Regions from separate parts of the Mus musculus genome. Here regions 1 and 2 are each linked to region 3. The links are chromatin loops, found by intact Hi-C in ENCODE. Cell type or tissue: heart. All regions are shown on one strand.

Region 1 (8,000 bases), 150 kb before region 3:
CATTTAAAAAGAATAGTGCTTCTCCTTGACCTTACACACACACACACACACACACACACACACACACACACACAGAGTTCTGAATTTAGTACCACACCTGGTCCAAATCCAAAAAACAAGTATTTATATGACTAACTAAATAAATGGCACTTCATTTAAAAAGTAAGATTTTTCTTACCAAAAATACCTCTAAAAATGTTTCATTGCCCAGTAACTGCATATCTGTCTTAAAAGGGTTTAGTGATGGGCAGTTTGCACACAAATCAATGAATTAGCAATATCTGATTCTAACCACCTATCTAGACACCTATCTAACCTGGAGGGACACAGTCTTGCTGTGTAGCTCTCCCTAGCTTTTGTTTCATCTCCTCAGGCATGTTTATTACAGGTGTATTTGCATGTTTGCTAGCAGCTAAACTCTCTTATCCTACAAATTATTTATCCGTCTAACAAATACTTAGAAAATATTTTTTGTGACAGTATTAAATCCAAAGAAAAAAGTAAAACGAAACTTTTCTACAAAATGTAAATCCAATAAATTAAAAAAACACGTAAATTGGGTGGTGGTGGTGGTATACTCCTTTAATTCCAGGACTTGGGAGGCAGAGGCAGGCAGATCTTTGTGAGTTCAAGGCCAGTCTGGTCTACAAAATGAGTTCTCTGACAGCTAGGACTACACAGAGATACCCTGTCTCACCCGCCCTGCCAAAAAAAAAAAAAAACTTCAATACATATAAATTTCTAAATTACTCAAAAAGAAAGCAACACTTCTTCTGATAGTAAGCGTGGAAAGATGCCCTTACCAGAGCCCCTAAAGTGTGTTCATTGATGAATTTTGACATATATTCCCGTACGGTTAAACAAAGTCTGGAAACATCGATAGTTTCTGATGAACAAATAGGAAAAAAGCTTTAAGAAGTTTTTACTTTCTATCATTTAATTATTGAGGATTCCAAATTAGAATCCAGGACTAGGGATGAGGTGCTGGTAACAGGGGCTTGCCTAGTATGCACAAAGCTCTGGGTTCAAACCCCAGCACTGCGTAAACTGGGTGTTGTGGCACATAGCTGATCCAAGGTAAGAGAACTAGAAATTCAAGGTCATTCTCAGATACAGAGGGAGTTGAAGGCTACAAGGCACCACGCCTGGGAGAGAAAGAAGAAGAGCAGGAAGGGATGGAGATAAATAAAACAGAAGCCGTGACAGAAAGGTAACCCAGTCAGTGTGACACAAAAGCCTGGGCTCTCCATTATCTCCTTAATGGGCCATTAGTTAAGCAGCATCATTACCATCATCATCATCCCAACTTCACACACTCTAGACAAACAGCATGCCCCGTTCTGCTCCTAGCACACTGTAAGGAGTGCATCAGGTCTACCGCAGGAGCAATTAACTAACCACAGAAAATGAGGACTATTTCAGTCGGTCCCCAACGTTCCAGACTTACACTTACTAGACCTAGTGCTTACTTGGCAAAAGAAGTCTCTATCTTACCAATTTCACCTCTGAGCAATAGGGAAGTTGATTTTCTAGTAAGATTCCATCTGTTAAATAACAGACTGGTGACACCTTAAGTTCAAGCTCTCTATATACCAAGCAATCTCTAGATTTACTAGTAGGTTAAGAAAAACAACAACTGTTTTGAGACACAGTGCCCCTATGCAGCCCTGGCTGGCCTGGAACTTGCTATGTGGATTAGTCTGACTTCAAACTCAGAGACATTCCTGACTCCCAAGTACTGGGTGTGAATGACCACACCCTGCAAAATTATGTTTAGGGTAACAAACAACATACATTTTTACAAAGAGGAAAGGTTTTTGTTTTTGTTTTTGTTTTTTTGTGTGTGTGTGTGTGTGTGTGTGTGTGTATAGTTTGGTCTCACTGAGCCACAAGCTGGCTTCCAACACATTATACTCTCAAAGATAGCTTTGAGCTCCTAATCCGTCTCTCTCTACCTCCAAACATCCACTGAGTGCCACAGTACATTAAAATACATAAGACACTTTTAAGTGCTTGAAATATACCCACAGGAACCGATGAGCAGAAATATTCCTTAACCCCAAATACAACACAACATCTGAAAACTTTCTGGACATATTTTAGGACCTTGTGTAAACCAAAAGAAATCTTTCTAAGTTTATTGCCACTTTAATTTTTCAGAAAGTTTCTTCTTACTGCATAGCTGTGTCAGAAACCCAAAACAGTCTTTTCTAATGAGACTTGTCTCAGCATATATTTCTAAGAAACTGTCTCAGTTTGTGTGTGTGTGTGTATGTGTGTGTGTGTGTGTGTGTGTGTGTGTGTGTGTGTGTATGATCAAGTTAAGAGATAATAGGGTATTAATACGAAAGTGGTCCTTTGTATTTACAATTAAAAAAAAAAAAACAAGACACAAAAGCCAGGAAGAAATAAAATCAATCGAATGCAAAGTAACCACGTTTATTCGAACACCACGGATCTGGACACCATTCTCAACCTCAAAACACGACCTGAGTTCTGCAGGAAGCTGCGCTACACTTTCCTGCCCTCCCCGCATCTCACCGTGCACCGATGATAATAATAATAATAATAATAATAATAATAATAATAATCAACAAACCTGGATACACAAAGAATTGCTTCCAGGCCTTTACTAAACACAAACTCAGCTACAAACTGGGAGGTAAACAACGGGCAGAACCTGACGGCTCCGGCAGAGAAAACTGTTCCCGTCCAGGAGATACAAAAGAAAAAACGGTGGGAAACGTGTTGCGCTGTCTACCCTCCCTGACAGTCCCCAAACAGCGCTACTTTGTGACAAGCTAATGGGTGCGTGCGTTTATTCGCCAAAGTTCAGACCCTCTCTCTTTTTGTTTTTTTGTTGTTTTCTTTTCTTTTCTTTTTAATAGCCTAAGGGCAAACACACCCCGAAATTCGCTGTCCCCAGCGGCGAGCTGGTTGCTATGGCATAATCTGGAAGGACATCACTTTGCCCAGGAAAACTACGATCCCCGGGGAACGAGTGAACTGATGGGAAGGGTCGTGTCATCCGCCACCGAGAAAGAGGGGACGAGGAGAGAGTTAAAACCAAACAGCAGATCGGCTGCCTCCCCTGCCTGGGGAGGCTTGGAGCGAGACCAGGGGCTCCGGCCGAGGTTCCAAAGTGTCAGCAGGCCCCCGTCGCCCCTGCACCCGCAGGCAGCGCGGCGACACCACAGGACCATCGCCATCCCCACCTCTGTCCTCCAGGCACCGCCAGGGACGGCGTCCCAGAGCCCGCCCCGGCCGGGCCCGCCCCGCTATCTCCTCCCCCGTTATCCGCTCGCTCGCCGCCGCGCTCGGGCCTGGACTCGCTTTCTTCAGCCTCCCCCGGGGTCCCGCCACAGGTCACCGCGCCGGACGCCTCGGCCGCCGCCCCGGGCGAGGCTGAGGGAGCGAGGCCGCGGGACCGCAGGGTCCCGGGAAGGCGCTCGGCGCCGTCCCTCACCTCCGGGTGGAGAAGGGGCACGCAGCCCGTTTCGGTCTCGTACTCATCCGGGCCGTCCGCCATCTTGGTGTTAAATCCCTCCTCCCGCTGCATGCTGGGAGAAAGCGTTTCAGCCTCGCGGGGCTCGGCAAGGCGGAGGGCGAGCGCGAGGGCGAGCGCGAGCCCGGATGAGGGCGACGCGGCGCCACCGCCACCGCCGCCACCTCCTCTTCCCTCCGAGCCCCCGGGACGCCCCCTCAGCCCCTCCCGCCGCGGAGGGCGCGGGTCCCGATGCGCGTGCGCCGGCCCGGCCCGACCCGGCCCGGGGCTGGAGTGTGCTCTCTGCTGCACTGCGCCGGGGCAGCGGACCGCGTTGGGCGTGGGCGCCGCGGCCCGGGGGCGGGTCCCGGTCGGAGGCCGATGCTGCTGCTGCTGCTGCTGCTGCTCCTCGGCTCCGGCCACCCGGGAAAGGCCGCGCGCGACACAAGACGGAGATCCAGAGCCGCGCAGGGCAGGGTCCCGAGCCTTCCAAGGGCTGGAAGGGCTTAGGGTGTGACCCTGGGAGAGCAAGGATGCGTTCTCCTCGCCTCCGCACCTGTGCCTCGGGGACACCGGGAGAAGCAAGGACAAAAAAAAAAAAAAAAAAAATTGGCTTCCTTGAAAAAGCTTTTGTTGTGTGATGCCCTCTTTGCGATTGAGCTAGGGCATTTTTTTTTAAAATCCTTGCTTTTGACAAGGTCAAAGCCCCACACTTTCCCATCTGCTGCATTTTAATAGGGACCCGGGGATTCAAAAGTGAAACCTTTTTAAAATGAAAGCTCTAGAGTGTGACCCAGATAAAAATGATTAAAGCCGGCTTTAAGAGGATATTGGGGTTGGGAGGGGGCTGATGGAACAATTGCAGAAAGGATTTGTTTCTGGTTTGGGCTACTAGGGATTGTAAATCTCTACAGCGCCAGGGAACATTTAGCAAAGAGCGATCTGATTAGAGATTCTGATACTAACCAGTCCCCTGTCAAAGCCAAATCAGCCAAAGATCACCAGAGGGGAAAAAACCTGCAGTCGGACAAAGCCAGATTTACTGGTAGATCGGGAGGAAGGCACGTCAGAGGAAAAAAGGATGGGGCATGGAAGAGGAAACCCCTTTGTAAGGTTTATATTCCCGCCAAAAGAATCTGAGGAGGGTCTGGGGAGAGCTGAGATCGGTTCTGGATTGGACATAATCGATTCTGAGGAGGTGAGGAAAAACCAGGAGTAACAAGGCATTGGACGAGATCACGAGGCTAGGTCCGTTCAATACTGTGCTCTCCCAGTAACAAATGAAAACGGCAAAGTAGACCTAGTATTCGTCGGTAAACGGGCAGTAATCACTCAGAAAAAGGATGAATATGCTATTTTATAGCTGCTTCTGGTGGGGGGAAAGAAGCGGTCTCTTTGGCGCTGCCTGTCTCTGTGTGTATCCTCTCAGCAGGGCTTTTCCTTCCGGCACGGACCGATTTTCTTTTCTTCTTTTTTTTTTTTTCTTTCTTTCTTTTTTTGTCCTGGCAGAAACCAGAAACCATGCAATTCTAAACAGAATTCCTAGTTTTTCGTTCACAGCACCGAAATTTTCTTCAGTCACGTGTCAGCATGAACAGACTCTTTTTTTTTTTTCCTGTAATATTACAGGCTCGATCTCCTTACCCTTAGGCTTTTGCATTTACCCAAATCTAGGGGAAAAAAAAAGAGTAAAGAAACAGTTGAGAGGGTGTGGCATTCAAACCAACATGAAATGAACGACAGAACTAGGTATGGGGAACAAAAACAAAATAATTTGTATGAGTGCCCATGGAGTGCAGGTGTATGGTGGACATCTTCATAAAAGAGGTGTTCAACCTGAGAAGCCTGGGTTCACAGAGGGCTTTGAAAGAACGGTCCAAATTAATTGAGTCAGCAAAATCTACTGTTTAGCCCACGTGGTGGTTTGGTAATTTAAAAAGCTGTAGGTTAACTAGATAACAAAATTAAGTAAATCAAGATATTTCTTTTTTTTTTTTTAATGTAGGGATTTTGTTGTTGGTTTTGTTTTGTCGTTGGCTCTTTCTTCTTTCTGTCCACTATGAGTCAACCTGCTTTTTCCATGATGCTCCCACTACCACGATGCTTGGCTTCACTCAGGCCAAGAATCAATGAAGACAAAGATAACTGAAACCTCCAAAACCATAGACCGAAATTAATCCTTCCTCGTCTGAAGAAAGAAAGAAAGAGAGAGAGAAGGAAGGAAAGAAAGAGAGAGAAGGAAGGAAAGAGAGAGAGAGGGAAGGAAGGAAGGAAAGAAAGAAAGGAAGGAAGGAAGAAAGAAAGAAAGAAAGAAAGAAAGAAAGAAAGAAAGAAAGAAAGAAAGAAAGAAAAAGAAAGAAAGAGGGAGGGAGGAAGGAAGGGAAGAAAGTCTAGGTGCCTATCTGGAAAACCTGGGGCACCTGAGCCTTCTTGCTCAGCCACCACTGGACATAGACTTCTTACTCATTGTCTTTATCTGACTGACTATTGGAGCCATTTGTGTTTGTAGCTTCTGAGAAGCCTACAGCTTCTAGAGGAAAGCATTACTATTAAAAGTGGCTGAAAGGGAAGCAATGCAGAGAATGAAAAACCCATGTCTTCTGTCCTCATTGCAGTACAGCTGAAATAAATAATTACTGAAGGAACAACTGGCACTCCCAGAGCAAATGTGTCCATTTTCATTTTCATCAACAGGGGCACACTCAAGAGGTGGCGTTTACAAGCCAGCCTGGACCTTGTTGCCTGACTGCCTCAGAACAAAAGACTGAAACAGAGCAGTGGGTCTTGAGAAAGCATGTCATGTCAAACTGAGCTAGGTTTAGTGCGGACCAAAATGAAGCAGTTGGCTTTATCCAGACTCTGCCTTGTGAGCCTCAGGGTTCTTATCTACACAGCCTAAATCTGATAATGTTTTCAAGAGACTGTCAGTACGGCAGGTAAGTGTACTGATCCCATGAATGGCATTCATAGATAAAAAATAAAAGGGACAAAGTTCAAAGAGAGCCATTGATTTGTTAAGGAAAGAACAGCGAAGTGAATTTAGACTGAGGAACCCTGGAAGGCACGGGCTGTGGTGGTGTAGACATGGCTTCAGAGGGAACCTGAGAGACAGTGCAAGCTAAACACATTAGCCACTGTCTAGTACTACTCCAGTTTTACCATCTCACAATAGGCAAATGATGGGGGACTTAGAAACCCACTGAAAGGCACAGAACCAGGCTGTAACAGAACCACGTCAGGATCCACCTGAACTTCCTGGTTGGCTCCTTCAACGCCATCCATATTTCTTCTGTTATAACTATCTGTGAAGAAATATTTGGTGTATTAGGTTATTTGAAAAAAAAATGTAGGTATGTGTGCCTGCCTGTGGATATGTGCACGCAAGTGTAGTTGTCCACAAGAGCCAGAGGCGTTGGAGTCCCTGGAGCTGGAATTACAGATGGTTTGCTGGATGTTGGTTCTAGGAGGCAGACTCCAGTCCTCTGCAGGAGCAGCAAATGTTCTTAACCATTGAACCATCTCTCTAGCCCCCTATTCAGTGGTTTGGTTTTTTTTTTTTTTTTTTTTTTTTTTTTTTTTTTTTTTTTTTTTTTTTTTTTATCACAGTAAGAGCATTTAACATGAGAGCTGAACTGTTAACTGCATAGCACAGCACTGTTAGCTATAGGTATAATGTTGTGCAAGGGATCCCTTGATCTCATCCGGCAGCTAATACAATGTATACACAATGTACAACAGCTCCTGCCAACAACCCGCTGTGCTTCTATCAGTTTGTCTCCATGTGCCTCATATAAGCAGAAGCATGCAGCATTCCTGCTCTATGACTGGCTTATTTGACTTAACACAGTGTAAACCCAAGGTTCATCTATGTCATATGTGATAGCAATCGGTATATTTGCATTATCTGTTTACATGCTCGTCATATCTTGGCTACTGTGAACCATGTTGGTTTAAATGCAAAATGGTGCCGTTAATATGGAAAACAGAACAAACACACACATAAAGGGCATTTGTTAGAATGGCTTGCAGGCTGTGGCCCAGCTGGTCCAACAATGACTGTCTCCCAATGGAAGTTCCCAGAATCTACTAGTTGTTCAGTCTACGAGGCTGGATGCTTCAGCTGGTCTTCAATATGCACCAGAATTCCACAGAAGTAGGCTGTAATGCCAGTGAAGGAATGGACTTGCCAACAAGAGCAAGGACAAGCAGACAAAGAGAGCAAGCTTCCTTCTTCCATGTCTTCTAAGCTGCTCGCAGAAAGGTGTGACCCACATTAAAGGTGGATCTTCCCACCTCCAAAGATCCAGATTAAAAGTAGGGTCTTCCCACATCAAATGATTAAAAAAAAAATCCTTCCTACGTGTGCCCAGCTGCTTGGACTTTTGCTAATTCCAGATGTAATCAACTTGACAAACAAGGGCTCTCATTTCTCCAAATCCTTGCAAACACCTGTTCCTTTTTTCAGTCTCTGTGTCTGGTGGGTTGGTTATTTTTTTTTTACAGTTTTTAGTGGGTT
Region 2 (8,000 bases), 56 kb before region 3:
TGAGTGGGAGTGGGAGTGAAGAGTTCTGTGGAGGCCTCATGAGAGGCAGTGAAAAGTTTAAAGCTGACTGTGTGGGTTGCATCTCCTTCCTGTGTGCATACTGAACACCTTTCGGAAGGTTCTGTGGGGATTGTCTGTCATCTGTTTTCAGTTATCACCACATGAAGCCAAGGCGCGGAAAGTGATCTCCCTCCATTTCACAGGGAAACATTTCTACATCTCTTGCCTTGGCTATTCTGCACGTTCCAACAACCGCATGACCGTCATGCAAGATGGACCCCAGTTCAGAGTCTACCTTTCCCTGACTTTCTTAATCAGTTGCAAGTTCTCACCAGGTGTTGTTTTTTACTGTCCAATGTCCAAGGCTCAAAACGACCTTCTGGGGCCCTAGGATGTTCTCAGAAGCTTCTAGAAGCAGTAGATAGTGCTCCTGACCCGGAAGTCTTACACCAAGCTGGGTCGGGACCCTCATGCCAGGGCTTCACTTTCTGGGCCACTCATCTTCTCTGTGGCAAGGAACAGCATGACATGGCGGCACTCTGGTCCTGGGAGGAGGTGTGCATAGCAGGGGGTGGATGAGGACTTGGAGGTCACCCTCAAATACATAGGGAATTTGACAGCAGCCTGAGTTAGAAAACCTTCTCCCAGGGCTGGAGGAGGCTGGAACAGCTGTCTTTTCGGCCACTTTTATCTGCACGTTAGCAGAAGATCCTCCTCTAGGCAAGGGTGGGCTGGTCCTGCAGTGTGATTTTATCATTACCGTTATTTACACCGTTGAGAATCGAAGCAAGTGTTTTCACACTAGGCAAGTTCTCCACCACTGAGTCATAGCCCCAGTCCCTACACTACAGGGTTCTGTTTGGTTTGAAAGATAGGGTTTTCTGGTTGGCTCAGCAGTTAAGAGCACTGACTACTCTTCTAGAGGACCTGAGTTCAATTCCCAGCACCCACATGGTGGCTCACAACCATCTATAATGAGATCTGATGCCCTCTTCTGGTGTGGCTGAGGACAGCTATAGTGTACTCATACACACAAAACAAACAAATAATTCTTTAAAAAAAAAAAAAAAAAAGGACAGGGTTTTCTAACTCAGACTGGCCTCAAAGTCACTGTATGCTTGTGGGTGACCTTGAAGTCCTGGTCCTCTGACTGCCACCTCCCAAGTGCTGGGATTGTGTCTCCACTCTCAGGTTATATACTGCTGGGGTGCAACCCAGGGCCTTACGCATTGCTAAGCAAGTGCTCTACCAGCTGAGCTACGTGCCCAGCCCCCTACCTATCACACATTTCCAATTGGTTGGGTTTTTTTTTCTTTTTGTTTTTGTTTTTGTTTTTGTTTTTGTTTTTTTCAAGACAGGGTTTCTCTGTGTAGCCCTGGCTGTCCTGGAGCTCACTCTGTAGACCAGGCTGGCCTCGAACTCAGAAATTCACCTGCCTCCCGAGTGCTGGGATTAAAGGAGACAGAATCTAGCTTTGTAGCCCTGGCTGGCCTGGGACTTACTATGTACACCAGGCTGGCCCTGAGTCTGGAACTTCGCAGTGAATGCCAACAGAATAGACTCCAACAGAGCTTCTCTAGTTTAGTCCAAGGTCCAAAGAGGGTTTTCACGGGTCAGAGAAAGTAGAGAATTTCTCTCCTCCCTGCCCCCCCCCCACACCCGCCCCTGCAGCACCAACCCTCAAACAATGTTGTGATGGCAAAGTCAGCCAAGCTAGTGACTAAAACTCCAAGGAACTATTTATTATGACACACAGAGGTTGTGGTCCCAGGAGTGCATAGGAATCCTTATTGCTACACACACACACACACACACACACACAATGTGATTTTAGATGAATTATTTGATATCTTTGAGTGTTTTGTTTACCATGTGCACCTCATGTGTGTGACTGATATCTGAGGTGGTCAGTAAGGTACACCCTGGAATTAACCAATAGATGGAGCTGGGTGGTGCTGGCAAGACTTTAATCCCAGCACTCAGGAGGCAGGGCAGGTGGATCCCTGAGTTCAAGGTCAGGCTGGTCTAGAGAGTGAGTTCTAGGACAGCCAGGGCTACACAGAGAATCAATCTTTCTCTTTCTCTCCTTTCTCTTTTTTTTTCTCTCTCTCTGATACAGAGAGACAGACAGACATACAGAGACAGAGAGCACTGAAGAGAGAACGCTGGGTGAGTAGGGAGGGGAAGGAGAATCTGGGAAGAGGTGAACAAGAGGAAAAAAAATAACCAAAATATACTGTATAAAATTCTCAACAGACAAACAAAAACATTAGTGGGGATGGGAGAACACCAGCCCAGGGTAGCCTCGAACTCATGACTTCCCTGCTTTAGCATACTGAGTGCTCGGAGTATCAGCATGTGCCACCACATTCGGCTCTCTTGAGGGATCTTTACACCTTTTAAAATGTCTTTTAAAAATACTTATTTATTTTGGTGTGTGTGTGTGTGTGTGAATGCCTAGTGTATTTCATGTGCCACATTCATGCAGTGCCCAAGGAGGCCAGAAGAGGGCATCCAATCTCTGGGAACTGAGCTGCTATAAGGCGTTCCAGAAACCAAAGTTGGGTCTTGAAACGGTAGCAAGTGCAACTGCTGAGCCATCTCTTCCTACCAAAGATACAAGCGCGTAGGAAGTCCCTGAGAGAGGAGGTAGATTTTGTGTCAAGGGAGGGTGGTGGTAAATGGCACACCAGCTGTGAACCAGAGGACGCTCACTAAGCCCACAACTTATTTCCTGCTGAGAATTTCTTCATTGGTGAGCAGCTGGAGACAGCGGGATGGTATCCCGCCTTGCCTTGTTCTGCTCATTCTAAAGTCTAGTAACCATAAATAAAACTGTTACTTGAGTTAAATAAAAACATCTCTTGGGGCCATCAGAAATTTCTTAAATTGAGTTTTTCAGTTTTAGAAACTGGTTTTGCGATCAATAGAAAGGGTTTGAATACCTTTCGGTTACTGGGCTAGACCCTGAGTCTCAGGGACTGATGCCCACGTGACTAGCTGGAGCTCTCAGTAAGGGTGGGGAATGTCAGAGGAAGTGAGGTTGCCCAGATGGGAAGACCACTTTAAAGATGCTCTATCTTCTGCTACATCAGCGGTTCTCAGCCTTCCTAACGTCATGACCCTTTAATACAGTTCCTCCAACCATGAAATTATTTTTGTTGCTACTTTATAACTGTAATTTTGCTACCATTATAAATCATAATGTAAACACGACCCCTGTAAAGGGTCATTTGACCCCCAAAAGGGTTTCAACCCATAGGTTGAGAACCACTGTTCTAGATGAAAGGGAGATAGTTGAAGTCTTTAAATGGGGATAAAATGTACCCGATGTGTGTTTTTCGAGGCTAGCCTGGTCTACAAAGCAAGTTCTAGGGCAGCTGGGGCTATAAAAAACAAAAACAAAAACAAACAAACAAAAACCCTTGTCTCAAAAAGCTAAAAAGCGCCGGGCGTGGTGGCGCACGCCTTTAATCCCAGCACTCAGGAGGCAGAGGCAGGCGGATTTCTGAGTTCGAGGCCAGCTTGGTCTACAAAGTGAGTGCCAGGACAGCCAGGGCTACACACAGAGAAACCCTGTCTCGAAAAACCAAAAAAAAAAAAAAAAAAAAAAAAAAAAAAAAAAAAAAAAAAAAAAAAAAAACCAAAAACAAAAAAAGCTAAAAAGCTATCCCCACCTCCACCTCCCAACCCCCTTCCAAAACGAAAGTCTCTCCATGAATGAAACAGCAAGGCAGAGCCCTTGAGACCCCACAAAAAGATGAGTGCCGAAGAAGAAAAGGAAGCGGATGATGCTCCCCCGCCCCTCTCTTTGTGTGTGTCTATTTAAGCATCTTCAAGGATGTTCAGCACCATCCAATAAAGGGAATTTTTGCTAATTATTGAGGCTGCCGCGGAAGGTCTGCCACCTAGTGGACAGTCGTGGAGAAAACTATGTATGTTTTGTTGAAGGGCCAGAAACATTGGTACCAAATTACGCCGTCCGAATCTTCTCAGTATCTTTGTTATTAGCATATTGTCACCGTATTCAGCTTTTAAGGGTCAGGGAGATGGCTCCGTGGGTAAAAAGTGCTGGCTCACACGCCCAAAAACCTGACCCCTGGACCTCACTTTAAGAGCAAGGCAGGATGCGATATACCTGCAATCCCATCTCTTCTAGGACAAGACAGGAGGTGGGAGGTGGAGTCCGAAGAACCACCCGCAAGCTCCCTGGCTATCCTGAAATACACAGCACAGCAACAGAAACAGGAGAGACCAGCCTCAAAACAAAAGGGACGACAAACAGTTCCTCAAACATGCCCTCTGACCAAGTCCCCGTGTGCACCGTGGCACGCATGCGCCCACACTCTCAGCCATGCATGCACACACTAAATACATAAATACATAAACACAGGGTAGGGGTGTAGGTCAGTTGGTAGAATGCTCGCTGAGCATGCTTGAAGCCTTGGGCTCAATACCCAGCAGCCCTAAAACAGAGTCCATGTCAGTGTATACCGGTAAACGCACCCCTGGGGAGGTAGAGGCAGCATGATCAGATTTTTAAGGTCATCTTTGCTTACATAATGAGTTTGAGGCCAGCTGGTGATACGTGGGAGCCTTCCCTGAGTCTCTCCTCTCTCTACCCTTCCCCTCCCCCTCCTTCTCTTCTTCTTCCTTTACCTCTACACTCCTCTACTTCCTTCAGTTGGTTATTGTTTTAAGACAGAATCTCACTACGTAGCCTCAACTGGTCTAGAACTTACTACATAGACTAGACTGCCTTCAAACTCACAGAGATCCACCTGCCTCTGGTTCCCAAGCGCGAGGATTAAGGGCATGAGCCACCATGCCCAGCTTCTTTTCTCTCTGGCATCTGCCAGTTGAATTAAAAAAAAAAAAAAGACAACAACAATTTAGAAAGCTCTGGACTAGAAAAATAGCTCAGCGGTTAAGAGCACTGACTGTTCTTCCAAAGGTCCTGAATTCAAATGCCAGCAACCACATGGTGACTGACATCCATCTGTAATGAGATCTGACACCCTCTTCTGGTGTGTCTAAAGACAGCAACAGTATACTTACATCTAATAATAAATAGATCTTGGGGCCAGAGCAAACAGGGCTGGAGCGAGCAGAGGTCCTGAGTTCAATTCCCAGCAACGTCATGATAGCTCACAACCATCTGTATAGCTACAGTATACTCATATACATAAAAATAAATAAATAAATCTTTTTTAAAAAGCATTTAGAAAGCTCAATTCATTTTATTTAAGGGCATATTTCCAAATTTGGAGAATAAAGGACCCTCTTAAGAAAAAAAATTGGGGGGGGGGGTCTGTATTTTTGTTTTTTAGTGGGAGGATACCAGAGGAAAAGAATCACCTTCATTCGTCACTAGAACTATTTCATAAAAGCAAGATGTCAGGCTAGCAGGATGGCTCAGTAAGGGAAGGACCTTTCTACCAAGCTTCGTAGCCTGAGTTTGATCCCTAACATCCATTGATGGAAGGAGAGAAGTGACACTCAGGTGACTTCTGACCTTCACGCATGCACTGTGACATGTGCGCGCGCGCGCGCACACACACACACACACACACACACAAACACACGATGTCTCATACTTGTGAGGTTGTAGAAGCGTGTTAGCAATACTGCGTTTGTATCTCTGGTGATGGTGAATATCTGCTCAGCGGTGCGATTATACCTCTGGTTATATTATATTGCCCAAAGTAGGTCCAAAACTCTGAAAATTCTGTATGTACATTTTGGAGAGCCGTGTACCCTGAGACACAGCTGGTCTGCGGAAATTCTCCCTGTATGTGTCTGGCCACTCAGAGAGCGCCTCTCTGATGCTCTTGAGGGCAGTGTGATCAGCGCATCCTGGTGTCTGGCTTTATCTCCTCAAAGGGACCTAAGCTATAAACCGGAGATAATTCATGTTTCAAAAATCCAGATCTTTTATTAACACAAAAGGAAAAGCACCAAGCCACCAGCTATTGAATTAGGTCTTTGTATTCCGTCCTCCAGTGGGCCATTTTCGGAAACAGGCTTTTCAGACCTCATGGGTTCCATAAGCTCTCTGGCCAAAGAAAATGCAGCTGTTCTCTTTCTAAAACGGGAATGACGGGGTCTGTTTCATGTCTGCTGAGGTGTGTGATAGAGAGAGCGGTTTCAGTGCTGACTCTAAAAGGTCCCTTTATTGCCTTCGCTGGCCAGGGTGATAATGTTCTATAATTGTGCAAATGGAACGAAGGGAGAGTGTTGTGCTGTCAGAAATGGGACTCGGAGGCAAAGGAGACAGACAATATTGGACATAGGATGGTGGCTCACACCTGTAATCCCAAGTCTTGGGAGCCACAGATTCGAGGCCAGGCTGGTCTACACGGTGAGTTCCAGGCCAGTAAGAGATGCTGGGAAATGGTTGTCCGGCTGATACAGTGCTAGCCTAACATACATGAAACCCTGGTGTGACCCCTGCCACTGTATAAGCTGCTAGGCACGGTGGCTGGCACACCTGTAATCCCAGCATTCTGGAGGAGGAGACAAAGGATAACAAATTTGAGGTCATTGTTATTTGCATAGGTAGCTCAAGGCTAGCTTGGACAATGTGAGCTATCTAAAAGAAAAAAAGAAAAAAAAAAAGTTACCAAGTGTGATGGCTATTCCTGGTTGTCAACTTGACTACATCTGGAATGAATTACAATCCAGAAACGGAGGGCACACCCGTGTTTGAGATCTTGAGGCTGGAAGACACAGGCTTTCGATCCAGATCTTGAGACATAGTAGCCATGAAAAATTTAGGCCCAGGAAAAGGAGGTACTGGCCTTTAATCCCAGAGACAGAGGCAAAAAGATCTCTGAGTTCAAGACCGTTCTGGGACAGAGCAAGTTCCAAGTAAAGAAAATGTCCAGGTGTGGTGGTACACACCGTTAATCTGGGCCATCCCTTTTGCTGGAGGCCTACATTAGTAGGTGGAAAAAGGAAGTGTTTATTCTTGTTTGCCTGCTTGCACATACTTGCCAGCACATCTGTTGGAACCTATTTCTTCAGGATTCCAACGTATAGAGGAGACCAGGTGAAACTGCTCATGGGATTGAGCAGTTAGTTACTAGATTCTTGGTCTTCCCATTCACAGCTGCCCATGGTTGGCTTAGTTGGACTGCAGACTGTAAGTCATCCCAATAATTTCTCTTACTATATAAATACATTCCATAAATTCTGTGACTCTAAGGAACCCTGATAAACATTTGTTGAATGAACAACTACAGTGTAGATATTAAGTATGACATATAGGTATTATATCTAATACAGGTCCATTTAAATTTTATTCCAGGCATCCTGGGTTACCCACATACCATCTTGGGTCCTTGTTTTGTTTTGTTTACTCGATTGTTTTGGGAGATGGGATCTCATGCAGCCAGATTAGACTCAAGCATGCCACGTAACTGAGGCTGGCCTTGAACTTCTGATCTTCCTGACACACTCCCGTGTGCTGGGCTTATGAGAGTGCACTGGGCTTCTCTGGTGGATTCTTTTTTTTTTTTTTTCCTGAGACAGGGTTTCTCTGTGTAGCCCTGGCTGTCCTGGAACTCACTCTGTAGACCAGGCTGGCCTCGAACTCAGAAATCCGCCTGCCTCTACCTCCCGAGTTCTGGGATTAAAGGCCTGTGCCACCACGCCCGGCAGATTTTTTTTTTTTAATAGGAAATTGTATGAAGGTAGTTAGAAAAGCGTATTCTCTTTATTACCTTCTGATAAACAATGCATAAACTGGATATTTCTTTGCCAACAAACTCACACAGTAAAGTTGTAATCTCCAATTTGATGGTATTTGGGGAAGAGACTTGGGGAAATAATTCGTGATGGGTGAAAGACTGTCAGGATGTGATTAGTGTGTGTGTGTGTACATGTACATACATTTACATACGCACACACACATGCTAGGTCCCATGTAGTCTTGGATTGTCACAAATCACTATGAAGCTGGGTGTGACAGTCTGATCCTTCCGCCTCATCTTCCTGAG
Region 3 (8,000 bases):
TGAACGCTCACCAGTGGTTTTTTAGCCCAATGTTCCAAAATCCTTATACAATCTTCCTAAAAACAACATGGTCAGGTTAATTACAGCAATACGTCACGTTCCTGGTACCAATTTCTGTTCTTATTTGCTCTCTGTTGCTGTGATAATAAAACTCTGACCAAAATCAAAGCCAAACCAAAAAACCAACTTGGGGGGGGGGGCGGTGAAAGAATTCATTTGGCTTACTGTGCACAGTCTGTCACACGGACTAAGGCAGGAAGTCAAGGCAGGAACTGAAGCAGAGCCAATAACTTCTCTGCACACTAGCTTCTCCTTCAGGCTCGAATTCGGCTACTTTCTTACACAACCCAGGACCATCTGTATAGCACCTCCTGCAATGGGCTGGGCCCTCCTGTGTCAGTTAGCAATCTCGAAAATGCCCCATAGTCCATTGGCCAATTTGACCGGAGCAATTCCTTAATTGAGACTCTCTTAGGTATGTCTAGATTTGTGTCAGGCTGACAAAAACTATGATACCCTAGATGGGGCTGGATTTGAAGTTCCAATCCACCTGCCTCAGCCTCCTCAGTAGCTAAGATTACAAGTCTGTGCATTGTTTTGATTGTGGTTATGATATTTATTCTAGTCAGCTGTGATATATGTCAGAATCACTAATTATTCATGACAAATTTTAGCATTGAGATATGGAAGTGCTTGAAAGAGGTACTTACATTTGCTTTCCAACAGCTTCTTTACTTTCAATTACTTGCATTCAATTTGAAAAAAAAGATTTTATTTTCACTTATGTGTTTGTGAGTACAGGTAACCGTGGAGTCCAGTCGTGGGTATAGGATCTCTGGGGGTTAGAGTTGCAGGAGGTTGTGAGCTACCCAGTATGGGTGCTGAGTTCTGGTTCTCTCGAAGAGCAGTAGGTGCTCTTAACCATTAATTCACATCTCTAGCCTTAAAAAATTAAAAACCCACATTTATTTTATGTGTATATGCATGTGTGTGTGTGTGTGTGTGTGTGTGTTGGTGTAAAACAACTTATGGGCGTAGACTCCCCCCTAGTAGGTCCCAGTGATCAAACTCAGGTCTTTAGCCTAGTCACTATGTGACTTAAACTCTTGAGACCCTCCTAGTTCACCTCACTTTCTTTTCTTTTTTCTCTTTTTAAGTGAAACTAAAAAGCTACAACTAGTCTGTCAGGAATCTGTGTAATCCTTAGTATACGGATGGGGGTGGGGTGGGGTGGGGTGGGGTGGGGAAGCTACCACTCCTTAATGAGTTTGTAGTCAAAAGCCCGACTCTTATCAGAACTGGCGGTACAGTAATTTATCTAGATACATATCTAATTAGCTACGTCTCTAATGTAGGTCTCTTTATTGCTCATACCCTCTTTTACACTGCAGAAATGGCCAGATTTTCAAAGGCCAATTGAAGAAATTGGGGCTGAGGCAGAAGGGAATTAGGCAAAGCAATTTGCCGCCTCCTTTGTTGCAATCTTCAATTTCAATTCTCAGGGTGAAAGCAAAGGAAACAGCCAAACAGCCAAGAAGGTATATTTTTCTTGTTATCTAATATTCTAGGAAAATTGTTTAAATATATTTAACTGCAGGTCACAGTAAGAAATACAATTTAAATAACAACAAGGGACATACTTTTACCCTGATTATTTGTTTTTAAATACAGGGTCTCTCTAGGAGTCTATGTAGTCCTGAACTTGCTATGTAGAAAGAACAGTCTGGTCTTAAACTCTACAGAGATGGGCTGTTATGGCCAGCTACTCACAAGGTAACTTTTAAAAAAGATTTATTTTATGTGTACGGGTGTTTTGCTTGCATGTGCATGCCCTGTGCCTGAGGGGGTCAGAAGAGGTGGGATTTCCTGGACCCACCAGCCAGCACATGGGTGCTGGGAATAGAAACCAGGACCTGCAAGAACAGGTACTCTTGACTGCCTCATCTCTCCAGCCTCCCACGAACTGATTATTGCTTGGTTTAGATATTATGCATTCTTATCTTTTAGATTATATCTCATTAAAACCCAATTCATTAAAAAATGACATTGGCTTTTGTTAGTCTGAAAAAAACAGCATTGCTTCAGATAAGTGACATTTCAATCTGCTGATAAACTGGAACGTTACCGCCATCACATAACAATGTTTCCTGCCTTGCACTGCCTCAGCACTCAGAAAGGAGAGAGCCAGGCAGCTCTCTGTGAGTTTGAGACCAGCATAGCCTACAGAAGGAGTTCCAGGACATCTAGGGTTACACAGAGAAACCCTGTCTCTTTGAAAAACAAAACAAAACAAAACAATCAAGCAAGAAAAACAAACAAAACAAGAAAACAATAAACTTCCCTTATGTTTATGTAAAATACAAATATAATTTCTTAGGTTTCTTAACAGAAGAATGTGGCAGAATCTTTCCCTCATTGGAACAGTCCTTCATGACAAAATCTAATTGTTTTTCAAATGTTAACATAGCTGCATCAAGATGTGTTTTAAAGATCAGCGGCCTGGCATTATTTAACTGAGCAGTAAATTGCTCTTTCTTTGGGCAACAAAATGGCCACGTCTGCAAATTTTTTAGAGCTGCTATGAAATACATCAGTAACAGGCAGAATCCTATGGCCTACTTAAGTATCCAAACGATCAGAATGTCATCTGATTTCCTGTCAAGAAATGTAATGGAAATTGTGTAAAGTTAAAAAAAAAATTCTTGGTTCCAGAGTAGAAGGATAAAGGAATAAGGAATTGAATTTTTATCGTAGAGAATGGCCTTGTTAGAGGCAGCTCATTCCTCCTTCTGCACTGTTAGGTCGCTTTTCTCTTCTTCTGTATTGTAACTGGCTTTCTTCCAGTGATGAGTTCTGCCCCTTTCCTCTCCACAGGATGGGGAGGGATTTCTGGGGTCATGGTTAAAAAAACAAAAAACAAAAAAAGCCAAGAGTTGAGGTACAAAACAACAACAACAACAACAAAATCCGAAGAGTTAAATTAGGCTTTCTGTTCAAATTGAGAGGTACTATCAACTTGCCACGTCGCTAAAACCGTCACCAACCTCACTGTAAAACTTCATGACTGTAAAAGCTGGCACCCAGGATTCTGAACATGACTAGGAACAATAACAAGAAAGCCTGCTAGGCTATTTTCATCCCAGCGTGACTGAAGTCTACATCTCAAACCTCCTGTGAGGCCAACAGCTAATGAGACACCACAGTGAACGTGTCATTGGAACTTAGGCAGCAGGGACTCCTGGCTGCTTCTCAAGCCCCAATTTCTCCTGGCAGCCTCCTCTGTGGGCCCGGCCAGAGGTCGGGAGGCGGGTCCTGCCCAGCGAGCACTTCAGAGACCTGCGGGTAGCCGGCCCTCCACCCCAGGGCTTCCTGAGAGGGAACCTCGAGGGCGGGGAGGGGAGCGGAGGGGAGGTGACATGACAGCTCGCCATCACCACGAGCTGCCAGCAGCTGCCTCTGCGCGCCCGCCCAGCAGAAGCTACCCGGGGACCGCCTCCTTGCGGCGTCACGTGACGGGAAGGGGGCGTGGCCCAGGCCCGGGCTGGGGGCGGGGCTGCGAGAGGGGCGGGCCTTGGGATGTGAAGGCTGGTGGCGGCTCGCGGCGCCCAGAAAGGCGGTGTCAGGGCGGATGACAGCATTCTGCTGCGACGCGCTCCCAGCTGGGCGGCGGTGGTAGCGGCAGCGGCAGCGGCAGCGGCAGCCGGGGCGGCAGCGGCGTTCGACTCGGCCACCGCCGAGAGCGGTAGCGGTAGAGAAGGAAGAGGTTCCGCCCTGGCCCGCGGGCGGAGGAGCCCGAGTTCGCTCGCCGCTCCGGGCCGAGCCCCCGCCGCGGCTCGCCTGTGCTCTCCGTCCGGGCTGGCTCTCAGTTCCCGCGGGCGACCGCAGCCGAGAGAAGTTGAGGAGGGGGGGTCCCACCGGACACTAAGGCCCCGGACTCCGGCGTCCCTGTGATCCCACGGAAGCCTGCTCCCTGCGGGCCGCCTCCTCTGGGGCTCCGCATCGGTGAGTGGCGCTCAGCCCGGTGTTGGGGAGCAGCGGAGTCGTGCCTTTTGGGGTGACTGTAGTCCCTCAGTCCTACGTTCTGAGCTCGGGCTGTGGGCACTCGTGGGTACCCCGCGCCGCGAGTTCCCCTCCTGCCTCTCCTTTGTCCCTTCTGAGAGGGAGATTGGCAGGGCTGGCGGGGGTGGCGTGTTTTTTGGGGCCCGCGGTAGGTGCGTCTGCAGCGGTACAAAGCCCAGTGGGGACCTGGGATGGGGGCGGGGGCGGCTCGGCGGCGTTCCGGGTCCCGAGTGTGTCTGCCCCTCCCGAAGTTTGACAGGGCGACGCCGGGGCTCGCCGGAAGCCCCCCGCGCAGGGGGTGAAAACCTGGCGCTTTGTCGCCCCGGGCGGTTAAGGCAAGGCTTGGGGTTTTCCTGTGACAGCCCCTGAAGAGGTTGTGCCGCTCGCAGGCGGACCGCACCCGCCTTTGCAGAGACTGTCGCGGTGTTCCTTAAACCTCAGCTCCGTTGGCCTTCTTGCCACACTGGAGAAAAGGCGGTGTCTTCGTTGCACTTTTTTTTTTTTTTTTTTTACGTTTTGTTTGCGGCTAAGCTGTGGAGAGTGTAATCAGGTTCCAGGGAGTTTCATATGGAGCATGCTTTTGCTTCATTGAGCAACCCACTCAAGACCGGCTGATGCGAAGCAACAGTAGATGCAGATTTTCCATTCACTAAAGTCATTTAACACTTCTTTGTGAGCGACATCTGCGTCGTGAAACATAACCTAATTTCATTTTAACTAAATGCCGTCTGAAATAAGTTAACTTGGGTTCGTCTCTAAACAGATGGGAACACTTATCTGACGATAGCATATCTGCTTTCAATAACTTAATGAAGTTTGTGCCTTTTTGCTGCTGGAAGACTTAAGTAACAGTAGTATTAGAATACCTTGGGTTAGCAGGGAATTCTTCAAAGTAATTTCACTGTAAACAACCTCAAATTAGTGCAGCCCCAAATTAGTGCAATTAAAGGTCTTTCAAGATAACCATTTAAAATAGTTTTTGCCTCTTGAAGAATTCCAGAGAACAATTGAGGTATAGGTAAATTGCTTGTTACGCTCTCTCTTCCCCTGGGGTTTCATCTAAATTTGATCATGCCGAGAGACTGGGATCAGTTGCTGTGCTTGCTAGAACCTGTTTTGCAGTGAGATTATTAAAATGCTGGTTTTATAAAAACAGGTTTTATAAAAGGAAGGGAAAGGCCATGCAATTTAAAATGCACTCTATTAAAAGACCAACTAATTTCTAACATGTTGCTCTTTCTTTTGGGTAGCAAGTATGTACTCTGTCTTTTGGTAGCAAGAATGACTGCAGTGTGCTTGTTCAAAGTGTTAGCAAAGGGGATAGATGAAATTTAAGACCTTCCTAAAGCTCTTTAATTATGGAGATTACGTTGTTGCGGTCAAATTCCATGTGAACAGTTTGAGCCCCAGAGATCACAGAGGTGCCTAGAAATGCTGTTTAATTAAACCTGGACATGGTTTGCTCCTTGCATTGAGTTGTGCTCATTACTGAATGTGTGGTCTGTGCAAATGGTCTGTCTGTTCATTTAGAATTGTCATTTTTATGTGTTGCTTTTCTTTTCTGAGATAGGGTTTTGCTGTGTTGCCTAGCTGGCCATGGTATTCATTATGTAGCTCCGGCATGGCAAAATCCTCCTGCCTCAGCCTCCCGACTTCCACATGTATTCCACTGTGCCTAGCTTTTGTTACATTTTTGGAGCTAAGAAATGTTTCTTAACACATTCATAAGATTTAGATATTTGGTAAAATGGTTTTTGCTTCTGAATTCACTTTGGAATTGAGAGTTAAAAATATGCTTTGGAGATACCCATGCAATCCTTTGAAAAGATGTTTTCTTTCATCTTACTTTGGAAATAGTGGTACAATTATGACTTACATAATGTGCCATTACACAAAGATGTTTGTTTTTAAAGGACAAATTGCAAGTTTTAGCTAAACATTGAGTGGTCTTAGTATATTTCAATCTGGTTTGGGTAATTACTAATCCATCAACGATCGATAACCTAGACAAGGAATTGATATTTAGATGTTTTGTAATATTATTCTTGAAAACATTTACATTATGGCAATAAGTGTCATGTTTTGATATTCTTATATCCAAAGTTGTAAACATGAATAACAGTAATCTTTGCATGCCAGACAGTCAAACAAAACAAAACAAAACAAAAACCAACAATGAATAACAATAATCTTGGGTTGTCAGGCAATCAAAAGAATGAGATAAGATCATACCTTATTCTTATAAATATGATCTGTAAATGAGCCATAAGTACAGCCTAGAGCTTCTGAGACGCTGGGTGTGGCATTTGCTGGTGATCCTGCTCTTGGGAGATAGGGAAAGGAGGGTTACCTTGAGTTTATAGCTAACCTTGAGATCCTGTAACAAAACCAAAAACCAAAAAAAAAACAAACAAACAAAAACACCCCCCCAAAAACCCAACCAACCAACCAACCAACAAACATCCAAAGGGGGGCGGGGGAGGGGGGGAATCCGGAAACCTCGGAGAACAGTTGAATGTAGGTGGCTGATGGAAAGGAGATAGAAGTTCTTAACTGCAGCATTGTGGTTGAAGTAGGTTCCCTGGGTGTGGGACCCTAGGAAAATAAGAGAGCTACTGGAAGATTTCCTGGCGGTATGTGCTAACAGGTTTTAGGCTTTTACCTTTACTGCACACTCTCACAAAAGCATGCAATCAGATAGACTCTAGAAGACACAATTATAGGGAAGAAGTCCTTAACCTGGAACTCCATCCTTCTAAGTTTACCTGTGTAGTCCTAGGTGATGTGTACTTGCCACAAAAGCAATAATGCGTTTTGTTTACCAGTCAGTGAAAACTCTCCCAGTATAGCAACCATCCATATTGTTCATCAATTACTGTATGAAGACAACAACAACAACAGCAACAAAACCCAAAAAAACAAACCTGTAGTTCCACCCATGTGACTGGAGAACAAGAGGAGTATGTGGTAGTGCCACTCAGAGTAGATACAAGTAGTGAGATGATGAAGGGAAGAAGCCCTTTAATCTGGGCACTTCCTTGGAGAAAGGGATTTTTATGGTAGGCTTTGGCGGAGGTTGTGCATTGGTATATTCAGAGCGTAGAAGACAGAGTGAACCAAAATTGGACCTGGTGATACAGGCCTGTAACTCAGCTATTTGGGAGTCTGAGATAAGGTGATCACAAGGTCAAAGCCAACTTGATCTGTAGAGTGACTTCAAGATCAGCCTGAACTTGCTGACAGGATGGCTTTGCCAGCCTCATGACCTGGTGTTTTGAGTTTGATCCGTGGTAGGAGGAGACTAGCAGCTCTTTTAAGTTGTCCTCTGATCACCATACACAGCCTCTGTGACCCATCCCCTATAAATTAATGAATAAATGCAAACTAAGAGAGAGGGCAGCCTGAGTAACTTACAGTGGAGAGCTGCCTGGAGGCAGCTTACAGTGGAGAGCTGTAAGTTAACCAACCCCACCCAGCACTTGGAGGCAAAGGCAGGTGAATCTCTGAGTTCATGGCAAAAACAAAAAGAAGACAAGAAAAAAGGAAGCTAAAAATCGTGTTGGGAATGGATGTAGCTTAAACAAAACAACCATGTTTCAGTCAGCAAAACAAACATTAAACAGCGTCACAAATAAGCACAGTTGTTTTTATCTTGTGTTACATTAGCAAGAACTTTTCTTCTCCCATCCCAGTGCTTATGCAGTCACCTCAGAGGCACATGCTTTTAATCCAAGGCAGAGGCAAGCCTGAGTTCAAGGCCAGCCTCGGCTACAGGGTTCCTGGATAGCCAGGGCTACATAGAGAAACTCTGTCTTGAAAAACCAAACAAAACACAAAGTGAAAATACAGAGTTCTTCAGTTTTTCGGAATGGCAATATTATAGTTACAGAGGGAAGTTTGAGTATATCTTAAACAAGTAATGGGCCCTTCAGCAGGTTACT

What was found. A loop is a pair of places that touch in the nucleus more often than their neighbours do. Peaks named below come from ENCODE experiments on the same cell type or tissue, not always from the same donor. Only the 100,000 strongest peaks of a DNase experiment are listed, where the experiment ranks them.
Region 1: a loop joins it to region 3, with 2.2 times the contacts of the local background. A loop is called at or near these places in 2 of 42 quality-filtered maps.
Region 2: it touches region 3 in a loop (2.1-fold over the local background); 9 of 42 quality-filtered maps call a loop at or near these places.

What each region holds. Positions count from the first base shown.
Region 1 is chr10:111,006,472-111,014,471 of GRCm38, forward strand. Zdhhc17 (zinc finger, DHHC domain containing 17) reads right to left here and starts at 3,595. Exons shown (of 17, transcript NM_172554.2): 1 at 3,467-3,595. The coding sequence starts at 3,559. In heart, a CTCF peak has its summit at 3,215; DNase peaks (open chromatin) are centred at 3,320, 3,560 and 4,430; H3K4me3 peaks cover 3,025 bases; H3K27ac peaks cover 2,322 bases.
Region 2 is chr10:111,105,054-111,113,053 of GRCm38, forward strand. No RefSeq gene overlaps it. Among named protein-coding and RNA genes, the nearest start is that of Gm29916, 26 kb to the left of the region's middle. In heart, CTCF peaks have their summits at 2,504 (motif pointing right) and 3,911 (motif pointing left); no DNase peak of the experiment used is centred here; H3K27ac peaks cover 1,021 bases.
Region 3 is chr10:111,161,195-111,169,194 of GRCm38, forward strand. Osbpl8 (oxysterol binding protein-like 8) reads left to right here and starts at 3,608. Exons shown (of 24, transcript NM_175489.3): 1 at 3,608-4,002. In heart, a CTCF peak has its summit at 3,630; DNase peaks (open chromatin) are centred at 3,477, 4,247, 4,357 and 7,277; H3K4me3 peaks cover 3,547 bases; H3K27ac peaks cover 3,937 bases.